2 separate regions of the Homo sapiens genome follow, and region 1 is linked to region 2. Evidence: chromatin loops called from intact Hi-C (ENCODE). Cell type or tissue: endothelial cell of umbilical vein. All regions are shown on one strand. Links, peaks and the distances in the headings refer to the core of each region. The heading gives the core; the rest is flanking DNA. Region 1 overlaps ARHGEF12 (Rho guanine nucleotide exchange factor 12). Region 2 overlaps GRIK4 (glutamate ionotropic receptor kainate type subunit 4).

Region 1 (11,035 bases), core at 3,078-8,077, 130 kb after region 2:
TGCTACAACACGGATGAAAGCTGAAGACATATGCTAAGTGAGAGAAGCCAGTCATGAACGGATAAACATTGTATCATTCTTTTTACATGAGTATCTAAAGTAGTCAAATTCATAGAGACAGAAAGTAGAATGGTGGCTGCCAGGGGCTAGGGGGAAGGGGGAAATGTAGACTTAGTGTTTACCGGGTACCAAATTGCAGTTGGAGAAGATGGTTGGCAGTGATGGTCGCACAACAATGTGAATATACTTAATGCCACTATACACTTAAAAATGGTTAAACTAGTACATTTTATGTTACCACCACGACAAATATGAAGGAACCTAAGAATACTTACAAACCATGGAATATCTCTTGACTTATTCAAATCTTTATTAAGTTTCTTTAATAAATTTTAATTTTTTTTCCAAAAAATAAAAAATAAAATATGTAAACATCAGATGTGTCTATACCATACTTTAAGTATAAGGAAAGCCAAAGACAGCACTATCATTGCATGGATTTCATACTCACAGTGTCCTGAATTGTTTCACTTTTCTCTGGGTTTTCCTCTAGATAAATTCTCTCTTTTGGGCCACTCTTGGGACTCTAATGAAAAAAACAAGATCTTCAGTTCATTTCAATAGGCACACCAAAAGGAGATGAGGGAAAAAAGTGTGAAAAAAAAATTGTTCTGAATTTCATATTTGTATTTACAACTACTAAATATCTTTCGTAAAATGCTTGGTTCTGCTACTTTTTCCTTACTTTGGCAAGTCACTTATTCTCTCACCTTTTCAATTTTATATTGATAAACAATACAGAATCAACAAAACAATTTTACCTAATCTCCAGGCCTGGAGGTTACTTTTCTACCAAATAATTAGATATACTGCATACCTCAAACTCATTATGTCAAAATCAAACTCTCTTATCTTCCTTAATCCTTACCTTCTCAAACTATCCTTTCTATCCAAGCTAAAAGCATTTTGCCCTACTTATGAGTACAATTAAGCTTCTACTATTCTGTTACTCGCTTCATGTGAAAGGTGGATTTTAATACATTTATATGGTATTGTATAATACCTAATACAGTTGTTCTTCAGTGTTTGTGGGGGAATGGATGCTCAAGTCCCTGATATAAAATGGTATAGTATTTGCATACGCAAATCTTCTATATATTTTAAATCATCTCTAGATTACTTATAATACCTAATACAGCATAAATGCTGTATAAATAGTTGTTATACTGTATTGTCTAGGGGATAATGACTAGGAAAAAAGTCTGTGCATATTCAGTACAGATGCATTTCTATCCCTGAATATTTTGATAAATGGTTGGCTGAATCCACAGATGCTGTCCACAAATACTGAGAACTTCTGTATAAAATATGAACTATATGAGACACAGAAACTCACTTTGTGGAGATGAGGAACACCCCAAAGCAACGGGAGACATTCTTTAGAGCAATGAAAATGAGGAACCAGAGACCTAACGAGTGCCAATAGGGAAGATACATTTTACCTATGCATATAGCAAGATATCTTGGTGGTATCACAGATATTTCTGTTACCAAGAGAAAACAGCACTTTCAAATGTATGCCCCACCTTGGAGAAATGAATGACTTTCAGGTCTTGGACAAGATATATAAAAGATTAGAATAATTCTGTCACAAAAAGCAAGAAAGCTATCAAAGATATTGGAGGGGCATGTCAAAAGAACACAGGAGAAAATTTGAGGGGGCTCCCACCAACAAAAGAAAAGAGTAACTCATACTGAAATCTATGAGTTCAAAATATTACACACATATACCCTTCCCACTTGTCACCTTTGGAGTTTGTAAGAGTATCATCTCTCCTGAAAAAACTCTTCTGAAAAGAATCAAGAGAAGTATTTACCCTACATTTTCTGTATAAGCTGTATTTTAGGGTAACCTATTAGCTAGTAAGGGAAATCATTTTTTGTAACATAACTCCATGTAATAAATACAGAAATACTGACAAAATTATAATAATATCCTTTTGAAACTCTGAATTAAACAATGGATCTAGGCATTTTGATCATAAATGGCATGTGAAAACATTTCACAAAAGCTTGGGGGCCGGGAGTGGTGGATCACACCTGTAATCCCAGCACTTTGGGAGGCTGAGGCGGGTGGATCACGAGGTCAGGAGATCGAGACCATCCTGGCTAACACGGTGAAACCCTGTCTCTATTAAAAATACAAAAAAAATTAGCCGGGCATGGTAGCAGACACCTGTAGTCCCAGCTACTCGGAAGGCTGAGGCAGGAGAATGGCACGAACCCGGGAGGCGGAGGTTGCAGTGAGCTGAGATTGCGTCACTGCACTCCAGCCTGGGCAACAGAGCGAGACTCCATCTCAAAAAAAAAAAAAAAAAAAAGCTTGACAGGGGACGTTATAATGAAGGAAATCATGTTGATATCACCTAAACACCTTAAGCTTACAACCACAGTAAGACAGCCATTCACATCCTCATGTGATATAATGAGATGTACATAGTATCATCTATGAATTATTCCAAATAACAACTATCAAACCTAATGTGATCAAGACTTGTAGATTTAACTAGGAGTTTTAAGAAAATTTAGATAAAGGAACATGTCATACGACACCATGAAAATATAATTAGAAAATGGATTGTTTTACTGAACATCTGACTCAATTTCTTTAACAACAACCACAACAACAAATGGCCAAGGAAAAAAAAGAAGGAAACTATTATAAATTATAAAGACTTAAAATGACTTATTAACCAATGGCAATATGAAAGCCTTGACTGGATCCTGAATCAAATAAACTGTAAAAAGATCATTATAAAACAAGGTAATAAAATTGTGTATTGAGAAAATATTAATTCTTAGGATTTAATAAGAATATTATAGCTATATTTTAAAAACTTCTTATCTCTTAGAGAGAGACATATTAATAAACGAATGCCTTGGATTTACTTTAATCTGGTGTTTGGAGGATGTGAGGAATAGGGGGTACAAACAAAACTGCTGAGACTAGGTTCTCAGGGACATGAGGAGGATTATGTTAGTCTTTACTTTTGAATATGTTTAACAATTTTCCAAAATAAATAATTTTTCAAAAATATCACTCACAAACTGAAAATCAAAATGATAGATGCTCTGAATTTCAGATGATGATTTGTTACCAAGTTGCTTCTCTTGTGAGAACTGGGTATCAGGGCATTCTTTAAAGCCTTCTCCAAGGTAAGCAAAAGCAGGGAACTTTCACAAACACCACCAGGAAATTATTTTATAAAAATGAGAAGACAATGAAAAAAGTTAAAAGCACTGATTCAAAAGATAAAATGTAAAACCGCGACTCAAAGTACTGTTAAAACAACAACAAAAGCAGACCGGGTCCTCCATACTTAAAATTGAAACAAACATGGAAATCCATAAGCTAAAAGCAACACATCTTTAGCCTCAGACACTTGTAGAAATTAAACCTGTGTGTTCTGTGTTCAGAAGATAGCCTAGCTTGGACTTTATCATTTCTCACTCGGATTTCCACAATATTCATTTATTTATTTGGCCTCAGTTTCCTCATCTATGAAATGGTGATACTGCTTTTTTAAGATTATTATGAGTGTTAAAAAAGAGTATCTGTAAAGCATTGGGTACAACCTCTGGCACAAAGTAGGTACTGAATAAATGCTAACTATTATCCATTCAGCACACATTTGTTAAAGTTCCTATTAAGCCAAGCAGTCTTCTTTTCTTACAGATCTCCCTCTTTACACCAAATCATTTTCCACAGATATGTTTCTGATGGTGTCTCTCTTCTGCATGCAAGATAAAGCCCACTTTATTCATTGATTTCATGTATTCAAATACTAAGTATCAATTACATGTCAAACAGTCTTAATTGATTGGAATGCCTATTTCTATACTAAACAATTCACTCTTTTTTTTTTACCCACCCCTGAGATGGAGTCTTGCTCTGTCACCCATGCTGGAGTGCAATGGCGCGATCTTGGCTCACTGCAACCTCCGCCTCCCTGGTTCAAGCAGTTCTCCTGCCTCAGACTCTGCAGTAGCTGAGATTACAGGCGTGTGCCACCACACCCAGTTAATTTTTTTTTGTATTTTTAGTAGAGACGGGGTTTCACTATGTTGGCCAGGCTGGTTTTGAACTCCTGACCTTGTGACTGGCCTGCCTTGGCCTCCCAAAGTGCTGGGATTACAGGCGTGATCCACGGCGCCCAGCCAACAATTCACTCTTTTATAAGGTTATATTTCTAAGTCACATGTTTTATTGTAACATTCCTCTAAATACAAGATAAAATTCAAATTTCTCATTCGTATCATTTGCTCTGAATGCCTACAATTTGCTACACTTTGGAAACATAAAGTCAGACAAGACAGTCCCTCTGCTCTCAAGGAACTTCCCATCTCATGGTAGGGACAAGCCATGAAAACAGCGAGGAGACGCATTACTAAAACAAAAAGAAGAGTACGAAAAGCATTCCCAAAAGCGGTATGTACTGCTAGAACAAGTTGAAGCCCTTTATAACCTGGATTCATGATTTGGCTTCTAAGATAATCTCTAGCCATTCCATCTATAACCCTAATATGCCAGGTTGCCCTAAAATTCTCACTGCTCTCTCAAAATGTTACGCATTTTCAAACCTCAGTGCTTTTGTTTATATTTCGATTACTGGTATTTTGGAGCTAGGTGGAAGTAGATCACCTATTGCCTGAATAAGTTTGGAAAGTTAGTTAACTCCCTTTGGCCTCAATTTTTTCTTTTGTAAAGTTACAGTAACAACAGTACTACTTCATAAGGCTGTTTTGAGAATTAACTAAGGAACATAAAACCTTATCACCGTGTATGGGACATATACCCAACAAATATTAGTGACTACCATTTTTTCCTTGAGCCCAAATTGAAATTTTCCATTAAAACCTTTAGCTAACCCAATCACAAGACTCCTATCACTACCTTAAAAAACAAAACAAAACAAAACAAAAAACCCACAAATCCTCAGTTTGTTTTTTGCATGAGGAACTGGGTCATTGGGCCTAAGCCTCAAGAGATAGCCTGAATGATGGCTTAGACCACGGCTTCCTTTTTAAAAAACAACAAAACAAAACAATCCCCCAACAACAACCTTCAATAAGAGAGAAACTTCACATTGTTAAATAGTAGATGTGTGTATATGTAACAAAAGTCCCAAGAAGTGACACCTCTTCTATATGCAAAGCACTGTATTTCCTATTCTTTTTTTAAAAAAGAAATACAACCCACAAAATTGATTTCATGACCCACAATTACAAAACATTCGTTCAGACTTCTTCCCTCATCACTTTTAAAGAGGGTGATCTACATTTAAGTCATTATTCCTACCACTGCATACAATTTACAAAGTATTGCTGGGTAAGTAATACTGAACTTAGCTTTTAGGTATTCATATGTCTATGGTGTTACATCATATTCAGCTTAAAATGTTTTATTATCATCTTAACAGATAGTCATGTTCATCTGGCAGTTTCTGGGTTAATCAAGAAAGTGCTGTCACTAAACCTGGGCTATTAACTGAAGCCTATCTAACAGGACTGAGGTTTTTCCTCTTGGTAATGGCAAAGTGCCCCATGATTCAAGACTGAGTCACTCTGACCACAAATGGAATATTAACATGCTCTTAAAGATATCAACAGTTGGTCTCTCGGTTCAGTAAAAATGCACTGGCATTAGTAACTTCTCTACCCACGAACAAGATGCCTGCTGGGAAATTCCATCCCTGTAAAAGAAACAGTTGGCAATGGGTGTTCAAGGGAAAAAGTGAACTCTGGAATTAAAAGCTTATATATAACAGTAACCAGATTTCTGTTTATCAAATTGGTACATTAAAAATGGGGATGGTAAAAAGTGCTAAGACACCTCTAATTCACATCACTTAAAATCAAATCTAGAAAGGGGCTGTAAAGAAGAATACAGAAGAAAAAAGATTTAGAAAACTGAAAGCTTACATCTGCATTGTCACTACTGGGCCGAGAAGCATCTCCACTGCTACAGTCAGTCCTGCCCAGTACATCTCCAGGATCTGTTTCTGCCTCACTGACTGTTAGGGTGTCCCCTAAAGGTCTGGAGGGTGTAACTACAGCTCCATCCTAAAACAGATGAAAGAAAAACACGCGCACACAAACACATAAAAGAAAACTTTCATTACTTGCTGCATAAAGAAATAGTGGTACTACAATCTACATGGAGACTACTAAAAGTTGGACATTCTGATATGCTCAAGTATGTTTAAAATTCTACGAGTAAAATCCATAAATAACTACTAATTCCGGTATTCTAAAATGTCATGACCTTAAAGACAGGGCAAGTGATATTTTGGTAAAAAGAATGTAAGTTCAAACTTCTAAATATAGCAAAAAGATAAAATGGTTTGTTAATTTATGTAATTTATATTTATATAATTTATATTGTCTGCCCATTAATAAAGGTTATTACCCTATAGTTTCTTGTTAACTACCTTCCAATGCTTCAGAGTGTCAATCAATGGCCAATTCTAGGACATAATACTATAACATAAATTATTATAAGCATTTAGATCAGGTTATAAGCATTTATTTATTTATTTAATTTGAGATGGAGTCTTGCTCTGTCACCCAGGCTGGAGTGTAGTGGCAGGATCTCGGCTCACTGTAACCTCCGCCTCCATGGTTCAAGCCATTCTCCTGCCTCAGCCTCCCGAGTAGCTGGGATTACAGGCATGCACCACCAAGCTTGTCTAATTTTTTTATTTTTAGTAGAGTCGGAGTTTCACCATGTTGGCCAGGATGGTCTCAAACTCCCGACCTCAGATGATCTGCCCGCCTCGGCCTCCCAAAGTGCTGGGATTACAGGTGTGAGCCACTGCGCCTGGCCAGGTTATAAGCATTTAGATTGCTGTCCAAACAGGGTAAGAATATTATATTTGCCTAGTAATAACATAAAACTGTCAACATTACTGAGGTGTAACACTCAAAATGTGACATCGCTACTGGGACTGAAGGTAATGAAAAAAACAATGGAATGAAAAGTACACTAAACCAGGATGTCAGGGGACCTTACATACTGTATGGCCTTGTATAGGTGATTTAACCAGTTTAGACCCTAGGTTTCTCAATTATAACATAATTTTTTTAAATCAGAAAGTAAGCAGATTAGGCTAGATGATCTCAAAGAATTCTTTTGCGAATATGCAGCCTTCCCTTCAGATTTAACTCGGGAACAGTGACAAAAAAACAGCTTTTACCTATTTTAAATGTATAGGCAATTTATCTACTTTGCTTTAAGATGAAGTACAAGGTGCTTTACATATCCCAAATCTGAATATTACAGAATGTAAGTCTGGTTAACATATAAATGCTGAGCTTTTTTTTTCTTATGAGACCATTATCTCTATAGCTTATAACTATACAGCAAATTCTACTGAAATCTATTTTTAAATTACAATAAAAATATAGTCATTAAGAGTATGAATGTGCTTTTAAATCCTCAGACTGGGTTTGAATTCCAGTTCTATTACTTTGCAGCTATATGACCTCAGACAAGTCATTTAATCTCTCTAACTCTCTCTAAGTATATATGTAAACTGGAGGAAAACAACCATAAGTAACCTCAGAGATGTTATGCAGATTAAATAAGAAAATGCTTGTCCATATATTTAGCTCAATGCCTGTTGTTGTAAATTCTTAAATTCCTATTTAAAAACATATCAACTGCCATTCTGTTTTAAGATGGCAGAATGAACCACAAAAAATATAAATATATATATATATCTAAATACATTTTAGTAGTTTGTCACATCAAAGCAAAAGCACTCAATTCTTTTTTAAATTATTATGGAACAAAGAAATGTGATCTCATGAGCAAGCAAACAATCAGACGCCCACATTTATTTTTGTTAATCATTACTTCTGTAACATCCTTAACAGGACATCCTGTTGTCCTACGCTAGAAAAATAACTTTAAAAAAGGCAACTGCAACATTCTCTGACACATTCCCAGAAGAAAATTCTCCTGCAAAAAGTTGGGTAGCACTTGTAATAGTGATGCTACCTGAGCAGAGCCTGTGGCTTTGGATAACTGCTCTTGCAGCTGAGGAATGTGTTTCTTGGCCTCTTGGATCTCTTTTAGCAATCTTTGGGCAGGTGTTCGGTTGTAATCTTCCTGCAATAACTGAAAAGTTATAAAAATATTTTCAGAATTAATTACTTATGTAAAAAAGATACAGAAATAGTCCATTCTTAATCAATAATATAACTAATGGCATTGGTTACAATGCTGCTTGATTGTGACTGATAAACACCAACTCAACCATGCCCACTCACATTTTTATTGGCCTGTAAACAGCCCTACTTCTCATTTAATACCTGTAGCCGTTCCTGTTCTTTCTGTAACATTTTTCTCAGAATTTCTACTTTCTGGTTATGAACCACATTGTTTTCCTCCTAGAAAAGAAAAAGATAAAAAACAAACAACAACCAGTATAGACAAAATGAAGCTAAAATAAATAGAGAAAATGTGGCATACAAAGTTCTGCCTCGGCTCCAATTATCAATACCTATTAGGTTTTTACTTCCGGGTTATGTGGACAGGCTTTCAGACATGACACTTACAAGAAACTACAAGGAAATGTCTGCCCTTCTATTTCATTTTTACTAAACTGGATTCAAGAGAACACTAAATATTGATATTGGAGAAATGAAGTTGTCTTAGTATAAGAATAGTATCTTTTACTTTCCCTCATTTGGATCTTTACTATCGATCCCCATGCATAGCTCAAACTCCCAGTACCTCTTACCTGAAATATGAAGACAGCTCCCTAATTCATCACCCATCATCCCTCCTTGTTTCACAACCCTATAATATTTTACCAAATTAGTCTTCCTATAATCCTAGGATAATCATGTACTCTTTTGCTTAAAAAGAAACAACATTGAATGGATTCTTACTGCTTATCTAGTTACATGTAAATTAGCTTGGGAGATGTGACTTTTCAAAATATATAGTCAACCTACTATTTTCAAGTTCATCTCCCACTATGCACATCCTTAACAGGCACCAACCAACCAAAAATCCTAGCTACTTCTCCACAATATTTGATGCTTTTTTGGCTCCTTCTATTTATTGTTCTTCTTCTATGTGCTTTCTCCCTCCTTTGAATCCTCATAGAACTTAGCATTTTTTTTGCCCTCATAATGTCTACATTCTGCCTTGTATTATAGTTACTTGTATACTCTTGACTTAATCTCAATCAACAAAGCTTTGTTAAGCACCTTCTACATGCTAAGCAATATTTCAGGTACTGGAAACGTAACAGTAAACAAAATAAACAAAAATCCCCGCCCTCCTAAAAGTACACATTCTAAGATGACTATAATCTTGAACATAGAGTACCTTAACTATATTTCTGTGGGTGGCACACTGTTTTACATATGGCAGGTGTCTAATACTTGTTAAATTAAATCTGCTATGACAATATTCTAATCATTCCTATTATGTAATTTTTATATTAGTAAATCATTTTCTAAAATCTTAAATTTAATTAGTTCATCAGCCGAATACTTGAAAACTCTCCATATAAAGTAAACACATCCTTATAAGACTGAGCATTTAACTAAGAAATTTCCCCATTCTTACCCCCATGAGCACAGGACTAGTGATTCTCTCCATATTCCCAGATGCTCCAGGTGAATGAGGAGATGTCATGATGGGAGACATATGTCCAATGACTGACGGCTCTACTTCAGAGTCGGCAAGTGGAATCTGGGGCGACCCAGGTGGGCGTCCCTGAACAGTGAGAGCTACATAGGAACCAGCTTGGGGTGGGGAGACGGAAAAAGGGAAGGGAAGGGAAAATAACATTGTCAAGAAACTTTTTATACCATTTTACTACTTAATCTTCGATAGTTCTAAAAGATCCAGTTATGTAAGACAGTCCCATCATCTGCTACATCATGTCTCCACAGAAAAAAAAACTAATTTGTCATTTCTCTTTTATGACTGCCCTAAAAATCCAAAAGAATGATGCCGTTTTCAGATAGCAAGTTACTACTAGTAAGATCAGATATTACTTAAAAGCAAATAAAATTTATAACTCCAAGAATATATTATATATTTTCTTTATTTAGAGGAGTGTTAAAATCAACCATCTATTAGTGGCTATGTTTAATTAATTTCTTAAATGTAAATTTTTTAAATCTTCTTTTTTTTTTTTAATTAGGGTCTCACTTTGTCACCCAGGCTGGAGTGCCGCGGCACGATCTCAGCTCACTGCAGCCTCGACTTCCTGGGTTCAAGCAATCCTCCCTCCTCAGCCCCCACAAGTAGCTGCAATGTTTTTTTTTTTTAAAGATAGGGTTTCGCCATGTTGCCCAGGCTGGTCTTAAACTCCTGAGCTCAAGCGATCCACCCGCCTTGGCCTCCCAAGGTGCTAGGATTAGAGGTGTGAGACACAGCACCTGGCCTAGATCTTCATATTTTAAGATGACACTAACTAGGCAGGGTTTAGTGAATATGCTAGAACATAAAATGCAATTTTAAATTAACTTTACAAAATGAGTATGACCAAAAAATATTCCACAATAACAGGGAAAAACACAATCAATAATAAGTAGTAAATTTTAGTAGAAAATATTTGGAGGAATGGACAGGAATTCAGTAGACATATTGCGGGGGGCGGGAATCTAGACAGCAAAAATCACCATAATCAGGCCAGGCATGGTGGCTCATGCCTGTAATCTCAGCACTTTGGGAGGCTGAGGCAGGCAGATCACAAGTTCAGGAGATCAAGACCAGCCTTGCTAACATGGTGAAACCCAGTCTCTACTAAAAATACAAAAAATTAGCCGGGCGTGGTGGCACATGCCTGTAGTCTCAGCTACTAGGGAAGCTGAGGCAGGAGAATCACTTGAACCTGGGAGGCGGAGGTTGCAGTGAGCCGAGATTGCGCCACTGCACGCCAGCCTGGGTGACAGAACAAGAATTCGTCTCAAAAAACAAAAACAAAAACAAAAACAAAAAAAAACA
Region 2 (11,035 bases), core at 2,766-7,765:
AGCGGCATGCAGAGGACAGTCGTCACCATGTCCTCAGCTGCTGCACAGCTTTTCAATCTGAGAAAACTCCTGGAGAGCACGCTCCATCAAAACAATGGAGTAAACCAAGAAAGAAGAAGATGCAAGGTCTCAGAAATAGGGAATGTAAATCAGGGAAAGGCAAAAGGAGTCTAGGGAGGAGGGGGCCAAGGGAAGTCCCAGGAAAACAGCCGGGCACCAGGCCTACAAGGCAAGCAGTCCAGACATAAGAACAGAAGTGTCCAGGAGTGAAGGCTCCAAGACACAGGGGCTGACTGATCACCTGGAGAGAGTGACCTTGTGGAAAATCATTCTGAGAGGCTATTGGTAAGGACAAAGAAAACTAAGCAAATGATAAAACAAGGCAGTTACCAACTTCAGAACAAAATGAGAGGTAAGGAAACAACTGTTTCACAATAGTTGTAAATAATATTCACACAGATATAATGTAAATTCTGACTATTCATTTAACTAAAGTTTAAATACCACATATGAGGGGAAGGTGTCAGATGGGATGGTAGTATAAGAGACTAAATCCTCATTACCATAAACAGAAAATTGGCTGGGCATTATTCACACCTGTAATCCTAGCACTTTGGCAGGCCAAGGTGGTAGGATCACTTGAACCCAGCAGTTCGAGACCAGCCTGGGCAACACAGCAAGACCTGTCTCTACAAGTAATAACAAAAAAATAGCCAGGTGTGATGGTGCACCTGTAGTCCCAGCTACTCGGGAGGCTGAGGTGGGGTGATGATCCCTTGAGCCCAGGAGGTTGAGGCTACAGTGAACCGCGATGATGCCACTGCACTCCAGCCTGGGTGACAGAGTGAGCCACCCTCTTAAAAAGCAAAAGCAGAAAGTCAACTGATAATGTATGCAATCGATACATTAAAATATAGCAATGCACACATATTTAGAACTATAGAGATGTGGAAATCTCAGAAAAAAGCAGCTAAACAGTTGAAAGCCATTATTTCAAAAAAGGGAGGTTGAGGGACAGGAAGGGTGGGACAGAGAAATACTGAATATTGTTATAAGCCTTTTAAAATATGATTTGACTTATAAACTATGAGTAATTATCACAATAGCTTTTTAAAATCCCCAACCCCTGATCCTCTGTGGTTGGCAGTAGAGCGAGGTTCCCCACGAGACAAGCTGCAGCCTTTTCGACCTTGATCCCTGTCGCCTAAGCTTCATCTCGCCCTGGCGGTCTCTCACTCTTTATTGTTGCCACCAACAGGAGGGGCTCCCGGAGCAGCCAACACCATTTTCATGTAACTCTGCTATGGAGAGTTCTATGTAACTCCTTTGCTATGGAAATGGGTCCTGGCCTTAATCCCAAAAAGCACAACTAATGAGACTAGAATGATTAAATAAGACTTTCTAACAGCCTGGAAATACAAATGGGAAAGGAACAAGAGGCATACACATCTAGCAGATGTGGTCTTTGGGAGTATGGGAGATTAGACCCTCCCTCAGGTTCCCAGTTTACCCTACCTAGCTCCCCACCCACCACATAGGGGCTACCACTGTTCCCTACACCCAGCCTCCTCCAAGTCTGTATTTGCAAGAGCAGAGTCCAGAATTTCTCCTCTGCCACTGTGGAGTCCCTCTTGCCACTCCTGTTCCCTGGCTAATGACCCTACCCTTCTCCCCAAAGTCACTCTACGCATCACTACTCTTTAGGGAAGCTACTCTTCCCTCTCTCAAATTATAATTCAACAACAACAAAAAAATCCCTGACATTCACAAGGGAATACCCATATATAGAAATGGGGGCATGAGAGAAGGGGAGCTTCTTAATTTTGGACAAAGCAGTAAACATCTTGAAGCCTTAGTTTTCTGACCTGTAAAATGGGGATGATAGTATCTGTTCCAGTCCAAGAGTGGTTATCAGGATCAAGTCAGATAATGGATGGAAGGCAGCTTTATAAACTAGAAAGTCCCTTATGAATGTGAATTATTAGTATTATCATCATTGGTCATAGTAATTTTCTAAATTAGCAGACCATAAAGAGATCCTTGAGTGGTGGGGACCAATGCACCCAAGTTCAAAGCCTCCATTGCAAGTAGCCCTTTCCCATATTAACCATGGGGCGGGGCGTGCCTGGTAGGTCTATTATCCAGCTTGTAGCACTGCCAGTTGCCCCGCCTGGAGCTGCAGATGCCCCGGGCATAGACCTTGGTGCCTCAAGCAAATGGCTCTAAGCACCTGTGCCACTTCCCCTTCATAAAATCAAATCGCTCACTAATGCTCCTCAGCTCCTTTCATCCAAATGGCAACAGCCGTTGTTCTTATTGGATTGTAGATGAATCACTTGAAAAATATTTTGGGGCACATTAGAGAGGCTTAACATAAAAGTACCTGAAAAATGGTTCTGTTTTGTTTTCCACTTTGCAAACCCAAACTGGAGCCTGGGGTTGTATTACATATTTTTGTCTTCTTTTTTTAACAGAAGGGCTTTGCTCATTTCCTCTCCATGCTGGGAAAAGGGACACGTTAATTACTGCTGGGTGGGGAGCAAACCTCTCTGAGGGTCTAACTCCATCTTTGGCAAGAAGGATTGCACAAGAGGAGAGGTGAGACTTAAATGTCAGCCTTCACATCTCCAAAGAGTAACTGGAGGCCTGGCATGGTGACTTACACCTGTAATCCCAGCACTTTGGGGGGCCGAGGTAGGTGGATCACTTGAGGCCAGGAGTTCAAGACCAGCCTGGCTGACATGGTGAAACCCTGTCTCTACTAAAAATACAAAAATTAGCCAGGCATGGTGGTGTGCACTTATGGTCCCAGCTACCTGGGAGGCTGAAGCAGGGGAATCACTTGGACCTGGGAGGCAGAGGCTGCAGTGGGCCAAGATTATGCCACTGCACTCCAGCCTGGGCAACAGAGCAAGACTCTGTCTCAAAAAAAAAAAGAAAAGAAAAGAAAAGAATGCCTGGAAAGAAGGTGGTGTACATCTCCATCTCCACTGAGGACAGAACAGAAGAAAATGGAAGCAGTAAGAACTCAACTCAGGCAGGATACCAGGAGAAACTGTCTTATTATAAGGCAACATTTGACTGCATCCCCTTAAGAGGTTGTGAGTCTTTGCTGGAGAGTTGTTTGTTTTGTTTGTTTGTTTGTTTGTTTTTGAGGCAAGGACTTGTTCTGTCACCCAGGCTGGAGTACAGTGGTGCAATAATAGCTTACAGCATCCTTAAACTCCAGGGCTCAAGCAATCCTCCCGCCTCAACCTCCCAAGTAGCTGGGATTTTAGGCAGGCACCACCATGCCCAGCTAATTATTTTATTTTTTGTAGAGGCAGGGTCTTCCTGTTTCCCAGGCAGGTCTTGAACTCTTAGACTCAAGTGATCCTCCTGCCTCGGCCTCCCAAAGTGTTGGGATTATAGGCATGAGCCACCATGCCTGGCCTACTGTAGATTTTATGCTAGACAACTATCTTTATGGGATGTTTTTGGTCTGTACCTGCCTTGGAGAAGGGGAATAGAACATAAGACTTTTAAAAAGCCCAACACTGTCACATAAGACATACCTCCTGTTGACATCCCATACCCACTCACTACCTAGGGCCAGCCACAAGTGTCTGAGAAGGGAATGTGGGCTTCCCAGTGTAGCCAGGGATGTCTCTTTCATGGATATCATCACTCTCTTCCCCTGCTCAGCAAGTGCTGGCCACTCTCTGTGGTCTCCCTCTGGAGTCCCAGCACACAAGGCCTTCAGTCACATGTCCATGTGTCTGTACCAAACCCTTTGCTCTGCTAACTAACACGAAATCCCCTTTCTAATCCCTTTCTTATCCTGCTGAGAGCTCTGGGTCTTAATTCCATTATTTAACACATCATAAACATCAAGGCTGGGGAGATGCCTCACACCTGTAATCCCAGCACTTTGGGAGGCCGAGGTGGGAGGATTGCTTGAGCCTAGGAGTTCAAGACCAACCTGGGCAATACAGAGAGATCCCATTTCTACCAAAAAATTAAAATTAGCTGGGCGTAGTGGCACACCCCTGCATTCCCAGCTATTTGGGAGGCTGAGGTGGGAGGATCGCTTGAGCCTGTAAGGTCAAGGCTGCAGTGAGCCATGATCGCACCACTGCACTCTAGCCTAGGGAACAACAGAGCAAGATCGCATCTCTAAAAAAATAACATCAAAAAACAAGCTGGATGTGATGGCATGGCCTGGGGTCCCAGCTACTGAGGAGACTGAGGCAGGAGAATCACTTGAGCCCAGGAGTTCAAGGCAGCAGCGCAGCACAACCACACCTATGAATAGCAACTACACTCCAGCTAGGCCAACACAACAAGACCTTGTCTCAAAAAAAAAAAAAAAAAAAAAAAAAATTAGGAGGCCGAGGTGGGCGGAACACGAGGTCAGGACATCAAGACCATCCTGGCCAACATGGTGAGACCCCATCTCCACTAAAATACAAAAAACAAAAATTAGCCGGTGTGATGGCACGCGCCTGTAGTCCCAGCTACTCGGGAGGCTGGGGCAAGGGAATCACTTGAACCCGGGAGGTGGAGCTTGCAGTGAGCCAAGATCGCACCACTGCACTCCAGCCTGGCAACAGAGTGAGACGCCGTCTCAAAAAAAAAAAAAAAACTGAGGGTATAAACAAGAAAAAAAATCTTGTGATATGTCCCTAGACTCTCCCTCTTAGTTGATGTCAACCCATTAATTGCTCACCAGTAATGAAACCACTTTATTGTACTACCCACTCAGAAAACTGAACCTCAAGACAAAAAAGGGTTTACAAGTTGTTGGAACAGTATGTGCCACATATGCTCAGCACCTTCTTTATTCCAAATCTGGAGGGTCCAAACCACATCGTAGGCTGGCCCAACTTCGTCCGTAGATTAGCTGGCAATCACCTTAAATAGTCTATTTTAACACCAGCATGGGCTTATCTGACACCTGAGACCTTACTCAGTCAGAAGGAATTTGAAGTCTGGCCTCCTTTCTCAGTCACTTCCTGGCTGGATGACCCTGGACAGGGTGCCTAACGTCTCTGGACTCCAGTTACTTCCTCTGAAAAGCAGAATAAAGAATATCTTGCCTAGATCAGAAGATCTCTGGAAATCCCTTACAGCTCATAGAGCTACAACTGTTCACTAAACGGCCTCTACAAATGAAGAATTTTTTGCCTTTTCATTTGTCAAATAAAATCTGAGGCCTAGGGTAATAGGCAAAGAACAGGCTTTAAAGTGCAAAGCACAAATCCAGGCTGCCATTTACTGTATCTTGGATATAAAACTTAACCTCTGTGGGCCTGGCTCAGATTTTTATCCTAGAGACAATGACGCCTACTTTCAACACGGCTCAAGGGGTAGGAAACATAGCATCATCCTTCCAGCCTAATACCAAAGTCACACCCCAAGCCCAGAATAACCACGTGTGTCTCAACTCTTTCTCCTAGATTTCCTGTCTTGCTTTTCACTCTCTATAGGAAAAGATGGTTTTGTCCATTCCCTGGCAACTAACGTGCTATTAGTTAAGTTTTCTCATGTGGCCAGGTATTACCTCTGAATTATAAGTGGAAAGACTGAGATGTAGAAAAGAGCCAGGGGGCAGGAGTAATTAGTGAGGCAAAGCCTGCAGCCAGACCCTGTATTTCTACTCCGGTCTCATTAACCGTGAGCGCTGCCGGGCGCTGGAGGCCCCCTTCTCCTACCTGTCGTCCTTCCTCACTCGGCTGTGTTCTGTTGTACCTCGTACAATATTGGATCTGTAAAACGCTTTATATTCCTTTAGCCAACACAGGGATGATTCAGAACAAGATTGGGTTATTACAAATTCAGGAGGCACTACACACACGGCTGTCATGTTTCAGTTACCCTTTCTCCCGGTTTAATAAAATTTGCCACACTAATACAAAGCCATCTTTTATCGTTTTCCCTGCAGTTGTAACAACTTGTCCAGCGCATTCCTGCTAATTAAAGGAGGAGAGGATGCAGCAGCTCACTGGAAAGTGGGCTTCTAGGGAGGCTGTCAGTATCTTTGCAGCCACTTAGCTCTGGTTCTTAGAGTCCTTTAATCGCCGGCTCCTCCATGACATGAGGCCTAATGAGGTCAGCAGCCGGTGGCGACATGGCAGGCAGTCCCGCGTGGCGGCGGCCGGGACAGCTGGGCGCGCTGGCAGGAGAGCAGGCACAGCGCTCCCCACAGGCAGGATGACGCGGGCTCCGCAGCCCGTCCTCCCACGCTGCCCCGCATCACTGCCTCGGCCCTGACGTGCGTGCGACAGACTCACCGCAAACAGTCCCCAGCGGGAGCACGAGGCCGGGACAGGAGGTGGGCGGCTACACAGGACACCCCACCCCCCCCACCCCCCCGCAGCCGGCGGAGCCGATCGCCGGAAAAGGGAGGCGGTGGGCGAAAGGAAAGCGGGGAGCTGGGAGAGGAGCTGTAAACAAAGAGCTGCCCTTGTGCGAAGTCCTGAGCCGGGTCCAGTCAGCCCGCTTCCTGTGGCCCACGCACTGCCCGCCGGCCCACGCGGGAGCCTCGAGGGGCGAGGCGGAGGCTGGGCGCAGTCCTTGCAGCCAGCAGCCACCTCCGCGCGCTCCGCCGCGGTCCAGCTAATTACCTGCTGCGGCGGCGGCCGTGCCCTTTAGGGTGCATTAGTATTCCCGCCGCGGGCGCTGCCCTCGCGGCGTCGGCACCGATGCCCGGCCACCTCCAGGCCCGAACGACTGCGGCTGCGGGAAGGCGGGTCGAGGGGGGCTACGGCACCCCAGGGAGAGGCCGGGAGCCGCCCGGACCTCGGAGGGGATGGGGTCCTCTCTGGGAGGCACCCGTCTCCTTCCTGGGTCCTAAGACCCTTCCCAGCCCTGCGCTCCGACCCCACTCCTCCCGAAACGTCGGGGAATCGGGAAAGGAGGGCCACGGGCAAAGCGGGGGCGGGCGCCCCCTGATTAGCATGCGGCGCCGGTTGCCCGGGCCCGGATTCCCGAGCCCCCTCCCCGCGAGCGCACACTAATAAGTTTACAAATGGAATCCGGTGGCGCCGCTTGCAATAAAAGGCAGAAGCTGCGCTCCGGCGCTTCAATGAGAGCATTTTCCCCCGTAACAAGGGGCTGGATTCAGCTGCCTGGTGCCGTCTGAGCGGGGCGAGTTGCCAGAGTAACCAAGGCCTAGCGCGCACGTGGGGAGAGGGAGCTGGCTGGGGCTCCAGCGCTAGCCGCCGCCTGCGCGCCCGGGCCCTTCCTCAGGCCACCAGCCACTCCTCCGGGACATTGCCTCCCCCACCCCAACTTCCCCACTACATAAACTGCCTCCCTACCCACCCCCTAACCTTTCAAAGGCTCTCCGGCAGCTTGTGTTAAATTCATGAGACACACCGGGAACACCTCCTCCGCGATGGGAAAATAATGTTTAGGCCTGGAGTGTCACTGGAGAGGGGGCCCAGACGGTGACTGTGCTCAGAGCGGGCGTGGAGGCACAACCGACCCCAGGTGTGGGAGGCGCCAGAACTGGTGCAAACAGCAGTGAAACAGCAGGTGGAGATTCCAGAGCCCTGGGTAGCTCAGGAGGTAGGCTTCTGAATGACCTGGGGAAGGGTGGAGGGGAATTCAGAGCCAACTAACCCTGAGTGCCACATCTAACTTCCTGAGAGGAGGCTCCAAGGACGGGAGCTCCAGAAGTTCCTGGGGTCTAGCAGCTGCGGGGAGACCAGCTGGACCGTGAGCAAAGCACCCATCTATCCCACCTGTAACACAGGGCTGGCTGCTGCTGCCTTCTCCCAGCCTTTGGCCTAGGTTGGTTTAAAAAAAACGAGTTCAAAAGCTGAACCCGCTTTTGGTCTTCAGCTCTCAAAAGTTCACATTTTGCTCCAGAAAGTTAAGGCTGCTGTCCACCCTACTTCCTTCCCAGGGACCAAAAATATAGGGATTGTTTCTCTCTTTTTACAAGCTTGTCACTGGGCACAGGGTTCTTCCAGGCCCCAGAAGTTGTTCTCTGGAGCCCAGAGAAGCTGGATCCCATAGTTCCTCTCCTGAAGCTAGGCTGAGGGCTGCTAGGCAGCCGCCTTCCAAGTGGCCACATGCTAGTATCCTAGGAGATGTACACCCAAACACAGTGCTTACCGGCCAAGCAATCCCTATCCCACATGGACAAAGAGGCTGATACTAGACACTGCGAGTATGTCTAATAGAGAAAGAGCCCACTTCCTCTGCAACTGACAAAAGAAGGGAGCTGATTCCCGGGTTTTACCCAGGGAGACAGTGAAGTGGAAAGACACACTTCACCATCCCCGTTCTGGAAGCTGGGCAAGCTGGGTGCCAGCCTGCATGACTGACATCTCGGCAGTCACATACATCCACAGCCCACTGGACGTCATGCTTCCGCAGAAGGCCAAAATAGGGTCCCCCACTGCCACCAGGCAGCTGGACCCTGCAGAAGAGGGCTGGCTGCCCATTCTGATCCCCTGACCTGGCTCCTCCCTTTTCCACACGATACCCCCCATGCCCAATCATCACTAAGTCCTGTGGGTTCTACCTTCTAGAAAGTCTCTCAAATTAGTCCAAGCTGCACACATTTCTCACTAGCACTGCCCTACCACCACCAGAGGATCTCAACCTGTTCCCTTTTGTGTAAATCTCCCCAGCCATTTCCTGGCACCCTTAGCCTGGTATACAAGGCCCCCCATGAACTGATCACTGTCACGTCTCCAGCTTCTTCTCTCCCCTTGTACCCTGGCTCCAGCCTGCTTGCCATGACCCAAACACAAATCCTCACTTACTTCTGTGTGTGCAAGCTCTTCCCCAGCCCCCACCAGCCTCACAATACCCTAACTCCCCTTCTTCCTCTGGTTGGTTCCTTTACATCCTTCTAGGCTCAGCTCAGGCATCACCTCCTCCAGGAAGCCCTCCCCAGCTCCCTGCCATCCATCTGAGACTAAGTTAGCCTCCCAAATACACTTACCTGCTCCTTCACTAGACTGTGAGCTTCTTAGGGCCAAGGCCGGGGTCCCTGTTGACTTTTTCACACGTCATTATTTCACAATCATTGCCTTATTGGAAAATGATTAAAAGTCTCGGCTTTGGAGTTAGTGAAATGTCAGTTTGATTCTTAGCTCTTCCATCTGCCATGTCACTTAATTTCTCTGAATCACAGTTTCCTTATTAAAATGGATAAAGGTAATATCTTAAGGCTGTTGGGCTTAGGTGAATCAATGGGTTTAAAGGACTTAGCACAGTGCCTGGCCCATGGTGAGCAGATTCTCCCTCCCCTTATTGTGTGTACGCCCTCAGTGTCAGCCCATCTGGCACATTCTAACAACTGCTTCCTAATTGCTGAGCTAATGAATGATAAGAGGAAGAACACGACATCCTTCTGGGGCTCTTCACCACCTTGGCCATACCCTCCTGGATATTCTTTGCCTTATTTGGCACCCTTTTCAAGTGGGCCACAAAGAACTTTTGACCAAGTCACACTCCCATCATCAGCTGTGTAGCGTGCAGCAGTCAGATCCAGATATATGACTGGAGGAGAAGGCAGGAAAAAGAAACAGCTAAGACTGAAGGTGGCTTTGAGCCTCTGGGTCATCTTGGGGTTTGGAGGAGAGGGAGGAGATGTGGGGGTGGCCAGGTTCTTCTGGAAGACAGAATCGTGTGGTAGTAAAGAGGCCTTACCCACATCGCCTTCTCTTTGCTGTTTCCCGACCCCTAGGCATACATGGGCTGCCCCCGAAGGTGTGGCCTGGGACACCCTTTCTATATATGAGACCCTCTCATGGCTTTTGCCATTGCTGGAGCGGGGGTATGCCTGCAGGGAACTCTGGGGAGTCCCCGAGTAGGCCCCCCTAGTCCCCACGTGGCTCTCCAGCAGCAGAAGGGACCTAGAGTGCTGCCTGTCACCAGCGCCATGTTGCTTCCTCCCAGGCAGAGGCCTTGCTGGTGAGCGTGCAGGAAGAGAGGCGAAAGCATGAAGGAGAGAAGGGAGAGGAAAGCTCAAAGCCCAGTAGCAGGCGCCTTGATGCAGAAATATCTTCTAGAACATGAGGGAGAAGCGCTCCATCAAAACCTTCTGGATTTCCAAGTCAGCCGGGCTGATGACCCGCAGCAACCCACCCTCCCCTGGCTGCCGCTAAACCCAGGGCCTGCTCCTGCCCCACCTCCCAGTCCCACCCCACCCCTCCTTACCCAGAGACCACACACCAGGGGACTAGACAGGCTCACTCCCTCCCTGGCTGTCTTGCAATTTTAATTTCTCACCTTCCTAAACAGCCAAGATTTATGGCACACTTGACAGAAATATTTAATTTTCCAAATGTCTACTATTCAAAGGCTGTGGAAATCTCCAGCCCTAACATTTCCGCATTAATATCCATTTAAGGCTGAGGCCAAATAAAGATCTTCCCAGAGGCGTGGAAGGGGGGAAGGAGGAAGATGAAATCCTTAGCAGACAGAAAGGACCCACAGAAAATCCCCCACGAGATCATACCATCCCCACTGCTCTTCCACTGAAGTAGATGTTAAAGCTTTTTAATTATTGTCATTAACATCACTGAATGCTTATTATGTGCCAGATACTGTGCTAAGCAATTTAAAAGCCATGATCTCATTTAATCCTCACAACCCAATAAGGTAGCCACTATAATTATCCCATTTTATAGATGAGGAAACTGAGGCACCGAGTGATCTAAGACCACTCAACTAATGAATGGAGGAGCTGAAATTAGAACCTCAATTTGACTCTTACTATCATACTGTCTCTTGTGTGTGCCTGATGGAAACACTCTTTCTTCCCAGACTTGTATATAAGTCTAGCTATACCATATACACACATATACATACTATATTCAGTTTACTTCCGTATATCACTGTGAAGGAGACTCATTGATGAATTCAACGGGGACACTGTGTAGGCTCCCTGCTACACCCAGAGCACTGCTGTGTGGCCAGCATAACAAATGCGGGGCTAGGTCCCCTGTCTATCATGACCTTAAAATCTGCTTGGAGGCCAGGCACAGTGGCTCACTCCTGTAATCCTAGCACTTTGGGAGGCCAAGGCAGG

Evidence for each region. A loop is a pair of places that touch in the nucleus more often than their neighbours do. Peaks named below come from ENCODE experiments on the same cell type or tissue, not always from the same donor. Only the 100,000 strongest peaks of a DNase experiment are listed, where the experiment ranks them.
Region 1: a loop joins it to region 2, with 22 times the contacts of the local background. A loop is called at or near these places in 1 of 110 quality-filtered maps.

Annotation. Positions count from the first base shown.
Region 1 is chr11:120,426,859-120,437,893 of GRCh38, reverse strand. ARHGEF12 (Rho guanine nucleotide exchange factor 12) reads right to left here. Exons shown (of 41, transcript NM_015313.3): 8 at 9,647-9,825; 9 at 8,377-8,454; 10 at 8,063-8,182; 11 at 5,983-6,123; 12 at 512-586. Among named protein-coding and RNA genes, the nearest start is that of GRIK4, 79 kb to the left of the region's middle. RefSeq lists cis regulatory regions at 1,844, 2,816 and enhancers at 1,772-1,916, 2,744-2,888. In endothelial cell of umbilical vein, for the core only: no CTCF peak of the experiment used is centred there; a DNase peak (open chromatin) is centred at 5,623; H3K27ac peaks cover 1,281 bases.
Region 2 is chr11:120,560,296-120,571,330 of GRCh38, reverse strand. The region is part of intron 1 of GRIK4 (glutamate ionotropic receptor kainate type subunit 4); the gene reads right to left. Among named protein-coding and RNA genes, the nearest start is that of GRIK4, 54 kb to the right of the region's middle. RefSeq lists enhancers at 5,623-6,202, 6,203-6,783 and a silencer at 6,334-6,603. In endothelial cell of umbilical vein, for the core only: no CTCF peak of the experiment used is centred there; DNase peaks (open chromatin) are centred at 4,990 and 6,100; H3K4me3 peaks cover 1,020 bases; H3K27ac peaks cover 2,489 bases.